Linked DNA regions of Mus musculus: region 1 is linked to region 2. The links are chromatin contacts, found by Hi-C or POLR2A ChIA-PET in ENCODE. All regions are on one chromosome and are shown on one strand. The core of a region is the stretch at or near the end of the contact, and the rest is flanking DNA. Distances in the headings are between cores, read along the strand shown.

Region 1 (5,830 bases), core at 3,025-5,524, 40 kb before region 2:
TACCTACAGCAAGACTCTTGCCTACAACACCCCAGTGAGACTATGTGTAGTTCTGAGGTTGTGGACTTGCATATCATAAACAGCCCCCCCCATTCAATCCCCAGCAAGAACAAAAGCAAGCAAGACTCGCGGCTCATGCCCATAATCTAAGCACAAAGCACCGAAGCAAAATAACGGCCAGGCTGTGCTACACGCCATAGGTCATAACAAGCATCAATCTAGCCGGGAACACCAGTGATACACAGCAAGGCTCAAAAAGCAAACAAAAGCTAGAATGTATTGTTTTTATGTGCGCACAGTACAATGGATTAAACCCAGGGCCTCATGCTGGCTGAGGAAGGGTTCTACTACTGAACTACATCCTCAGCATTTGACTCCCTGGCGTCCTTTTCTATTACCCGAACTTTAGCATCTCCAGCAATTAGACAGTAATTAGCTCCTTAAAAAAAAAACAAGCCTCCCAGGGCTGGAGAGATGACTCAGTGGTTAAGAGTGCTCCTCCGGAGGTCCTGAGTTCAATTCTCACCAACCACGTGGTAGCTCACAACCATCTGTAATGGGATCTGATGCCCTCTTCTGGTGTGTCTGAAGAAAGTGACAGTGTACTCACATACATAATAAAATAAAAATTTTTTTAAATGTTAGGCAAGCCATAAAGAAAAAAAAAAAGAAAGAAAAAGAAAGATTCTCCCTTGTTCACTTTATTAGATAGACCAAGTGAGGCCTAGGACATACCCTCATAAGCAGAATGTCAATCCTGGGCCCTGCTGAGGACGCTGCTTCAGCATCCTGTTACCCTGCAGACACGGGGCTTTTTTTTTTTTTTTTTTTTTTTTGGTTTCTCGAGACATGGCTTCTCTGTGTAGCCCTGGCTATCCTGGAGCTCCCTCTGTAGACCAAGCTGGCCTCGAACTCAGAAATCCACCTGCCCCTGCCTCCCGAGTGCTGGGATTAAAGGCGTGCGCCACCACCGCCCGGCTTACAGGGGGCTTTTTACTCAACTCTGAGTGAGCAATCAGTTCACTAATCTAAAATTATCCTGGATCCCATGTGACCCTTCTTGCCACTGGTGGGATCTCAGCTAGGAGAGAGCCTCAGGAAACTAACTCAACACAGCAGCCAATGTACCTGTGTCAGCCAGAGACAGACATACCTGAATATCTGCCCTGGGCATCTGTCCTTCTGCAGAGCAATCCATCCTGAGATGGCGGAAAATGTTAAAGTGTAAATGTCCCCTATTCAAAGCTAGTCACAACAATGGAAGTGCCTAGATCTCCCAGAGCCTCCGTCCTACAACCTATAAAGGGGTCCCTGAGACACGCGCGTGCGCACACAGTCACACTTCGCAAAAGACATGAGCAACATTTAGACATGGCCTGAGGAAGGAAATGGAGGGAGATTAGTAGGTTGAGGTAGAAACAGGCCAGGCCAGAACAGGCCAGACCACCCAACAGAATACAGCTGAGGCCAGGCCTGGTGATGCATGCCACTACCTGGGGGTAAAGAACACCTTTATGCAACACAGAAGGCCCTATTTCTTATGGAAAAAAGAAAGAGGAGGAAAAAAAAAAAAAAACAGGAAACCAGATTTAGCAAGCGCTATCTTGGAAATGGTATCCAGAACTAGAGGTGGCGCCGACATGGAAGTTGGTTTGGGACAAAGGAATGCCAAAGGACACTTCCCTGGATGGCGTACTTGTCCAAATGTCCACTGTAATCGGGTGCCTTGGGCTGTGATAATGAAGGGTGACAGGAGTCTCTGGGTCAGAGGCACCACATGGCTGGAGGAAGGGCAAGCAGGGAAGCAGCCTCGCCAGCCCCACCTCCCTTCCTCCTCCCTCAGCCCCCTGCAGCTCCAAGATCCTCTTCTCCCCTCCCCCAACCTTTGTAGGGGTAAGAGTTGGGCCTATGGCTTTAAGAAGGATGTGGCTGGCCCCAGCAGCCTCACCAGCCCCTTTGTCTCAGCTCTCCCCACCCCAACAGGAAAGGTGAAGGATTTTGCTTAGCTTGTCAATTACACCTTTAGCAATCCTCAAACATAGAGGGGGAAGGAGGAAAAAAAAAGTGGCCCAAAACCATAAACAACACAGCCCTTTTCCAACAGGGAACAAAGGGGTCGGTGATGGAGTGGAGATGGCCCTGCAGGTAAAGACACTTGCAGCCAAGGCTGGTGTCCTTAGTTTGATCTCCAGACCCACATGGTAGAGTATGTTGCCTGCCACACGTTTTCCTCTGACCTTCACAGTGATGGCCTGTTCGTGCACACACGTACAGAATAAAATATAAATTTTTTTTAAAAAGGAAACAAAGACAGCCCTTCCTGCCAACTCCCCAGCCACAGACAATGATGGTTCAGAAATGCCTCCATAGCTGAGAATGAAACACAGTACCTCGGGGAGGCAGGAAAAGGAGGGGCTGGCAGGGGTGACTTTCCATTCCGCTCGGCCCAGCGTACCTCAACATTCGCATACTGAGGCCTACTCCAGGTGCTGTGCCATTGAGTGCTTATCCCACCTTGAAGATGGGGGGGTTGAAGACCCCACAAGCTGGCTTCCTCCCTAATCTTAGTGAACTGTTTCTATTGCACATGGCCTTCTATAGCAACTAAAGCACATGGATAGAACTGTAATTGCTTTTGCAATAGTAGGACTTAAGCACAAATCCAAGACAGTGCTTGCCCGAGATGGGCAGTCTGCTTCCAACCATGTGCCGGGAGGTAATGAGGCCAACCACACAATAAAGATGGTGCTTGGTGTATTACCAACCTTACGGAAGTTTACCTTGAAGCTGGGAGGTGTAATGCAGTGGTGGTGGGTAGCTTACCTGAAAGAAGGCCCTGGATTTGGTCCCAAGGCACTATGGATGGGGGAGGGGAGATCCCGCGTCTGGAAAGGTATATACCTGAGGTTTCCAAGGTCTGGCACAAGCCTCAGCGGGCCTGGTGGACAGAGGAAGGTCGGTGAGTGTCACCAGCCCAAAGCCCACAACATCCACAAGTCCGGAAGCACTCTACTGAGGCCTTAATTCATTTTAATTCATATGCTTCCGAGTGCAAAGCAGAAATCACAGGGAATCACAGGCAGAGGCATGGAGATCACAGGACTGCCGCTGCCACAGGTGAGACTGGAGCAAGAAACTCTTCCCCTCCGTGCAGTCCAACCTTGGGAACGCAGTAAGTAGGTCTCCGCTTTGATTGCAACCTCTAGCCTGGACGGATTCCACAGGTATCCCTAAGCAATCCCTGAAGCACGGACGATTAACCGCTAGGAAGTGGAGGCAGAGGGTCATTTTATAATTAAGGACTCAGTGTATGGACTAGGTAGTGGGGCCACCTCACCCCGGAAGAAGGCTAAGAATGGAAAGTGAGCCCCTAGGGCAGCCGGCAAGGTGAGGAACCGCCCCCCGCTGGCTCCTCCCCGGCCAGGTGTGCTCAGCCAGCCCCTCCCAGCAGCCGGCAACGCTGCAGCACAAGAGGCTCCGCTCCGGAGGACCCCGGGGACAACGCCCATCTAGCATCCCCACTTGCCGGTACCCAGAGCGCCATCCCAACCTGGGAGTGCGAGGTTCCAAGTCAGAACGGATCCACAACCACTACTACATTGACAAAACAACTTCTGCCTCTACATCCCAGCCTTTCCTCCCCGAGGAGGCTCTGGGTAAGAACTGGGCTAGGTAAGGACTTTGGGTCCCGGGGACAGCCACCGCTCGGGCCCCACTCCGCTCCCAAGTGTTCTCAACTCTACACTCCAGAAAAGTTGCTGCAGGTCTCCTTCCCTCAACTCTTCAGAGTGGCGGAGTGCAGCGGGGACTTCGCTTCCTCTGTCCCCGTGCCCAGTCCCGTGTCCCCGTCCCGCTAAGCGCCACGCGCCCCGTTCTCCCCAACCCCGGCAAACATCCAGGCGCCACCAGGGGACCTGTCGTCCCGGAACCCACACAGCCCCAACCACCAGGTCCCAGCCCACGAGGGGCGCGTGGCGCTCACCTGTCGTGAGGCTGGCTGTAGCGCGGCGCCGCGATCGCGCCGCGGGTCCTGGCCGGCGGGCGGCGCGGAGTGTCGGGTTCGCGAATCTCCGGCGCCGATCGCTGCGCTACGTTTACTTGGGCCGCTTAACCCCGGCGCTGCCGGACTGGAGCGCCCGTGCGCTCGCCCGCGCGCCAGTGGGCCACCCGGGCTAGTCCGCGGCGCTCAGGCGAGAGCGTCCACGCGGGCTGCGGCTGCGAGACGAGGGGCGGCGACGAGGACGCTACGGGCCGGGCGCGCACGGGAGTGGGTGGGGAGGGGGCGGCGCCGCTGCCCTTGTAGCCCGGGCCCGGCCCTGGCCCCGCCCCCGCCCGGGGGGCGCCCCCGCCGCAGCCACTCACCGGCCGGCCGGGCCTAGGGGACGGGCGAGGGAGATTTGAAATCCCTCCCGAGCTTCCTCGCCCTGCCTCCTCGGGAGCCTCCCCTGGGCCCCCTATGCCTTGCGGGTCACCCTCCTAGATGACCAGAGCCCACGGATAGCTCCCAGCCCTCTCCACCTGAGACACCCCCTTTCCTGTCCCCCAATCCAGATCAGATGCACACACGCACATACAAGCACATTCACAGGTCTGGATGAGCGGCCCAGAGAGGGAAGAGCTCCTGCTGGAGTCACACAGCAACCCTGCATTGGCTTTTCGACCATCCCTCCGCTGCAAAGCTGTCCAGGGCGCTGTAGTGGCCCTATGGGTCACCCGCTGGGGACCCCCGTTCTGCTTCCTGCTTTCACCTAGCTTGGCCTTTGTCAGCCATCTTGAGGGGAGAGGAGGCCTTGGAGGAAGAAAAAGCATACATGTTCCCCCAACTACCTGGGTTCCTCGTGCCAGCTGGGGAGGAGCCCTACCCTGCAGCTTAGGGCTGCCTCGGCCAAAAGGCCCACGCTGAACCACTGGAGAAACACAAATACTTATGATAGGCACCTGGCGTTCATGTTTATTTGTTTTCCTGCTTGTCTGTCTCCATACATTAGATGGTGATCACTAAAGTAGACACTAAATAAATATATGTTAAAGGGATAAACAAATCGAATGATTGCAAAGGCTCGGCTCGATACAAGGCCTAGCACGTGCAGGCTCAGCTTTCACGGATCTTTTATTTTGTTGGCTCCCTGACTTCACTCCAACCTCTTCTGCTTTGCTGCTCCTCCTACACACCAAGCATTGTCCTTCTAAGGAAAGCTTTGGCCTCTTTCCTCCTTTCAGACTTTGTTTCCCCAGATCTGTCACAAGAAGAGGCTTTCTTATCACCAAACAGAACAGTCTTCAAATCCTATAACACTGAAACCCATCTGAGATTGTTTTGTATAGTCTTGTCTGCATCTCCTAGCGGGGCAGAGGTGGCTTCCATCTTCCATCTAGATGGAAACTGGAAGCCACATCTCTCTAGGAGCACAGGTCCACAGGGAGGCTAGCATCAAAAGGAATTAACTCAATACAAGTTGGTTGAATGAATGAATGAATGAATCTCCACAGGTCTCTTGCCTCTGGGGTTCTAACTCCTGTTAAACACAGCTTTCCTCCTGCCCTTCTTCCTGGTTAGTGAGTAAATGGGCAAATGGCGACTATTTGGGGAACTTCAAGTCTTAACACTTCCTGGGCCCTTTTCTACTTAAAAAAGAGTAGACTGGTCAAAAGACAAAAGGAGAGAAAGCCCAGCCCGGCCTGGACCTGGCCCCCTAGGGAAGAGGAACCGCAGGAATGTCTTGACTGCCAGGGCTCTGAAGTGTGTCCGGAAGTTGGTGCAAAAGAGGATGCCTTAAAAGAGTCTGGATGAGCAGGTGGTCTTGGTCTGTCGCTTGGGAATGACTCTAAC
Region 2 (6,083 bases), core at 3,381-5,880:
CTCCCCTCCCCTCCCCTCCCCTCCCCTCCCCTCCCCTCCCCTCCCCTCCCCTCCCCTCCCCTCCCCTCCCCTCCCCTCCCCTCTCCTCTCCTCTTCTCTCCCTTCCCTTCCCTTTTCTTTCTTCTTTTCTTTTCCTTGTCTTTTTTTGTTGTTGTTGTTTTGTTTTTCAAGACAGGGTTTCTCTGGCTGTCCAGGAACTCACTCTGTAGACCAGGCTGGCCTTACACTCAGAGATCCACCTGCCTCTGCCTCGAGAGTGCTGGGATTAAAGGCGTCCTTTAGTCCCTTGGCTGTGTTGAAATTTTGTTCCACGTATACTCTACTCCCTGTAGACATTGATGAGGGTCTCGAGACTGCTCCTCTCGGATTCTGACACAACACTGGGCATCCCAGCAGCCCTTCCTGCTGTTCCCACTTCATTGTGCACGGATTTACTCTTGCTCTGAATAAGAATTCTGTCCTCTGCTTTGGCTGCAAAGTCTTTCCCCCCTCCTCTCTATATACTGTTCATTAAGATGGTAACTAATGGTCAGGCCAACCACTAAAAAGAAAAAAAGAAGCCGGGCATGGTGGCACACGGCTTTAATCCCAGCACTCGGGAGGCAGAGGCAGGTGGATTTCTGAGTTCGAGGCCAGCCTGGTCTACAGAGTGAGTTCCAGGACAGCCAAGACTATACAAAGAAACCCTTTCTCGAAAAACCAAATAAGAGAAAAAAGAAAAAAAAAGAAAGGTTAGTCCAGGAGAAGAGGAACCATAACTTTTTGCTACTCATACACAGTAGCAAAGTGTATATATAGAGTGCCCTAGGTTGCCCGGTAGGGCTAAGGAGGCAGTGCCCTGCCATTCTTCCCTTCACACTGGCCAGGCTCAATTCTGTCAGCTTTGTCTGGGAGCAGCAACCCCAGACTCAGCCTGCTGGCGTGTCCCTTTGAGGAGCAGCATTCTTGTGAGATCTTCCCTACAGTTTTGGGGTGTAGAGCAGGGGTCTCTTTGGTACCCAGGGGTGCTGGAGTGCAGAGACTGAAGAGACCAGGCTACACCCTTGGAGAACATGACATCAAGTTTGAGAAACTTGAGCAGCACCCAGGGAATCATAAATTCTGGTAGATAGGCTGTGAGTGGTGTCAGAGGTCCGATGTCTAGGGAGCAGAGGGCATGAATGATGGGGAGCAGGGGGCCTCTGCAGGCTGAGTCAGAGTGAGTTGCCCTGACAGGTGCAAGGGGCAGGGGTGGTGGGGTTCATCTTTGAACTGTATGTTCCCTTCCCCTGACCTGTGCATGGAGGGAGATGGGAGCTGCCTGGAGCCTATGGGAGGCCCAGTACCTGATGGTGACTGAATAAGGGCTTACAGAGGCTTATGGAGAAAGGCTGCTTCCACTTCAAAGAGCCCTTGCAAAGCAGCTCGGTGAAGAGAGGGGAATTTTCCTAGACAATGCCCCTGGGCTTCCGCTAGTGCTTAGCCCAGAGATTGCTGGAGGGTGGGGTTTACAGATCCCAAAATGTGCACAAGGATTTTAGGTGGAACTCAGCCAAGATGCTGGAAGTGTGTCAGACTCCAGGTCCTTAGAAACCTAAGGCATCTGCTGTTCCCCTGAAAGGAGCCCAGACCACACCCTGCCCCAGCCCTTCCCTCCCTGTTCTGTGTAAATCCTGGATAGAGGTATTCCCTTCTTCCTCTTTCCTGGGTGGTTCCCTCAACTATAAAACAAGGATTTTTAGGAAGTGGGGTAAAAAGAGCAGGAATCCAAGGCAACCCTTAACTACATATAAAGTTCCAGGCCAGCCTGGGCTACCTGTTTTAAAAACCAACCAAGCAATCCACAAGCAGGAATTCATTCAGATGATCTCTAAAGACATTTTTGAACAGTCGGGTGTGTGTGTGTGTGTGTGTGTGTGTGTGTGTGTGTGTGCGCACACACACACACACACACATCGGTCAATGTAGGCTTGGTAAACTTCCAGTGTCTTCATATTTTCATTTATTAAAGATTTTGTTTATATATATAATATATAGAGAGATAGAGCAATCCTCCTGTTTGTCTCCCACTAAGCTAGAGTTATAGGTGTGCATTCATGTCCAGTTTTTAACAGGGATGCTAGGGACTTGAACTCTGGTCCTCATGCTTGCTAAGCTGTTGGAGAGCGACAGCTTCCTTTTGAGATACTGTCTCACTGAGTTGCCCAAACTGGTCTTAAACTGGCTCTGTAACCTAGTCAGGCATTCCTCAGAATCCTAAATAGCTGGGATTGCAGGAATGTAGCAATAGGTGGGGGCTCTAGGTGGGGGGAGGGGGTAACACAGAGTGGGAGTTTATGGTGTTCTGGGAAGGTCTATTTGAGAAGCTGATCTGATCTGGTCTTGCAGGATGAAGAAGCCTAACCTAGTAATGAGGCACAGAGGAATGGCACCTGCAAAGGCCCTGAGGCCAGTGCATACTTTGTATCTTTAGGAAACAAAGGGCCAGGGTAGGGGAAGAGAAAACAAGGGTAATTGGACAGAAGTCAGCAGGGGGCTGGGGTGGGGTGGGGTGGGGACAGATACTCAGGGCTAAGATTAAGAGCTCAATTCTTCCTCATGGGGCTAGTTCCCAGATTCCAATGGCATTATCTACCCTTGGGAGTCTCTGGTGACCTAGGGCTGGTCATTTCCCTTCCATGGATTTGTTTTCCTTTAAGGTAGATTGATCCAGTTATAATGTGCCAAGCTGGGCCCAGGGAGAATGCTAGGAGACTTGACTCTAGACGTCCACCCATTAAATAAATAAATAAATGCCCACCGCCATATGGCGCTGGAAACCTTTGGAAGCTGTCAGTGACACTTGCTCGCGTGTTCATACTTGAGTGAAGTCCTTCTTGACCCCACTCTTGTCCCCAGGGTGGATGCTCCACCAGGGCTGGTTTGCTGGGCTGAGCTGGCCTTACTTCATGTGCTTTTCGTAGGTCTCCTTCCAGGAGGAGGAAAAAGAGGAGGTCTGGGGAAGCTGGAGACAGGGGCTCTGGCCCTGAGGCTGTGTGGCCGAGGAGAGGGCCCTGTGAAGGTGTCATTTTTTATGAATGATTTCCTGACAGGACTGACTAAGACTCAGCCAGAGCTACAAGGGCTGGGGCGCAGGCCTCTTTTCCGGAGCCTAATCTGCCCAGGGCAGGCAGCTGGCTCCAGAGACGGAAAGGCCTGCACAGCTCAGAACTCTGCGGTTTGGGACATCGGTGGTCTTTGTCGGTTTTTCTCCTCCCAGCTTCTCTTAGCTTATGGTGGCAGTGGGGGAGGAGCAGCCCCACTGGGCTTCTCCTCCTCTGTCTTTGTCTCCAGGCTCCCTCCTTCTTAGAAGGCCGCTGTCAGCAGCTTTTGGCACCGCTGCCTGCCTGGAGCCTGCCATGCCTCCAGCAGAGGTGTCCGGGGAGGGGGAGTAACACTCTTCCACAGCGGCCTCTGCAGCCAGGCCTAGGAGCTAGAACATAGGGTGGGAGCAGGGTGGGGGCTGAGCTCCTAGGAAAGCAGGAGGGAGAGATAGGCAACGATTCTGCCTTCTCCACCCACGTACCAGACCCCAGCTCTTCCCCCTGGTTTATTCTATCACTGAATCTAGGAATATTCAAAGAAATATCCAAAGTTCTGAGAAATCGTTCCTGGGAGAAACCCTGTGCTTGTGGCTACAGTGGTAGGGTTTTCAGATCCATCTCAAAGCCTGGGCAGAGCCCACAGTGGCTCATGCAGGAAGTAGAGGCAGGAGGGGCACTTAGTGAGTTCTAGGATAGCCAGGGTTATAGAAGCTATAGTGTGAGACCCTATCTCAAAAAAACAAAACAAAACAAAAAAACAAAAAAAACCTAAGCCCGTGTGGTGGTGTGTCTCAGTCTGAGCGCTTGGAAGACAGAGGGAGGTGCATCTCTGAGCTTGAGGCTAGCCTGGTCTACATAGAGAGCTCCAAACCAGTCAAAGTAACAAAATGAAACTGTCTCAACAATGACAACAACAAACAAACAAGCACTAGAATAAAAAGAAGCCAGCATGGTGTCATGTGCCCGTCATCCTACCACTTGGAAGGAGAGAAGCCAGTGCAGGAAAATTAGGGATCCAAGACTAGCCTCAGCTACAGTGAATTTGAGGCCAGCCTGGGCTCCATAAGTCCTGTGTCAAGTAAGGAGAAACAGAGGCTGAGCTAGAGAGAGAGGCAGCTAAGGGGAGTCAGGGCTCCGGAGGTCCCCGCTAGGGTAAGGGGTCTTTCCTTCTGCATGAGTTCAGGAAGCTTTGAGAAGGTCAGCCACCTACTTGCCAGAAGTAGGGCTTCTTCCTCAGTCTACCCTTTATTCACTCTGTGGCCTGCCTCACTGGGCTCCGTAAGGGCGCTGAGATGAGCCCAGGAAGGCCAGCCCCTGCTTAGCTTTGCCCCTGCCCTCCAGCACAGGCCTCAGAGAGCAGAGACAAAGACCTTAGGGGCTGCTGAGGTGATGGTGACTGCCGGCTCCGAGACTCATAATGGCAGGGGTCACTGGGCTCCAGCCCCCTCTAGCGGTCAGCAGTGGCGATGAATTCAGAGTGGAGTGGGGAGGAGTCTCTGGCGCAGGCCTCCTCCCACCGCCTTGTCAGCAGGCCAAGCCTTGGAATTTTGTGCCAAGTCTCTGGAAAGAGGCCTGTCCTGCCAGCCAAGGGACAGAAAAACAAGATGAAAGGTTCCAGGAGTGGCAGTAGTGGTGCATGCCTGTAATCCTGACCCTTGGGATGTGTAGAGAAGACGACTGGGGATTCAAGGCCAGCTTTGCAAATCTGAGGCCAGGTTGGGCAACATGAAATCCTGTCTGGATAGATAGATAGATAGATAGATAGATAGATAGATAGATAGATAGATAGATAGATAGATAGATAGATAGATAGATAGACCTAAAAAAAAATACACAGGCCTGGAAGCTGGCCCCAGTCTTTCCTTGGGGACTACCTTTGAATCAGTGTGCCAACTCCTCTCTCCGGCCCTACTCATGCTGACCAGGAGCCAGGCAGGGGTGACTACTTCCATGAGTGTAGACCTTGGCTGGAGGAGTGAGTCCGCAGAAGCACGTGCGTCTGTTGGGACTCAGTCCGCTGCCCTTCTGGATAGCCAGCACGGCTGGGGGTGGCAACTGATGTCACTGCACTTTTCCCTGTTCAGCCTCCTTTGCGTTGTGACAGATACTGACCTCCCCATGGAGGTCACCATCTCTTTGTTTCGCCCACAGTGCTCTGGTGGGGACTTCTGTCCCTGTACTTAATTCTTCAACACGCCTGCTTCCCTAACTAGGCATTCCATTTCCTAGGGTTTGGGTCTATTGAGCCCCATAGCTGACACCCGTTTCTTGTGAAAAGATCTTTCCTGAGGAGGGAGAGGGGGAAGTGAGGTCCCTCTCCCTACCCTTTACTGGGCACTTTTTTGTTTTTATTAGGTATTTTCCTCATTTACATTTCCAATGCTATCCCAAAGTCCCCCATACCCTCCCACCGACCCACCCCCTGGGCACTTATTTTTATGGTATTAGTTACTGAACCCAAGGTTGCTCGCTGCTCCCTCCCCACCCCACCCCCCTTTTTGGAGACAGGGTTTCTCTGTGTAGCCCTGGCTATCCTGGAACTCACTCTGTAGACCAGGCTGGCCTTGAACTCAGAGATCCACCTGCCTCTGCCTCCCAAGTGCTGGGATTAAAGGCGTGCGCCACCACTGCCCGGCTACTGCTCCCCTTTTGCCTCCGGTTCATCCTTGGCAGAGTCTGGGGCTGTGGTCACTTCAAAAGCCCTGGACACCAGAAGAGGCAGGGATGTCACCAGGGAACGGGGAAGAGCCATGGCTTCAGCCCATATACTTCCTCTTCTTCTCACACCTGCCATTTCCTGACTGTGTGGTTTCTGCCCTCTGTGAGAGCTGATAAACCAAGCCTGGAGGCCCAGCGCTGTTCCCCAACGCCTCCCCTAGCTGGGCTTGGTCCCTTACCCTGGGCGGTGCTTGGCATGTGGTTGCTGGATACAGGCGTATGGCACTGTCAGGTAGACTGGCAAGCTGGCATGTAACAGCGTCTGGGTTTGCCAAGGACATTTGACACACTGCCCTACAAGCT

What was found. A loop is a pair of places that touch in the nucleus more often than their neighbours do. ChIA-PET counts read pairs that join two places held with the same protein, here RNA polymerase II (POLR2A).
Region 1: a loop to region 2 is called in a map of mouse trophoblast stem cell, with 2.5 times the contacts of the local background. The contact joins the promoter of Dnmt3b here to the enhancer-like site in region 2. A Hi-C loop is called at or near these places in 2 of 37 maps with a recorded cell type or tissue (mouse embryonic stem cell and mouse trophoblast stem cell). POLR2A ChIA-PET finds 5 or more read pairs at or near these places in 4 of 5 experiments (Patski and embryonic stem cell).

Annotation. Positions count from the first base shown.
Region 1 is chr2:153,647,893-153,653,722 of GRCm38, reverse strand. It overlaps Dnmt3b (DNA methyltransferase 3B), which reads right to left and starts at 4,274. Exons shown (of 23, transcript NM_001271744.1): 1 at 3,983-4,274.
Region 2 is chr2:153,608,203-153,614,285 of GRCm38, reverse strand. No RefSeq gene overlaps it. Among named protein-coding and RNA genes, the nearest start is that of Commd7, 22 kb to the left of the region's middle. Within about 2 kb of position 4,630, at least 1 of the 3 ENCODE cell types and tissues checked has a DNase peak (open chromatin) inside an H3K27ac peak, as active enhancers do.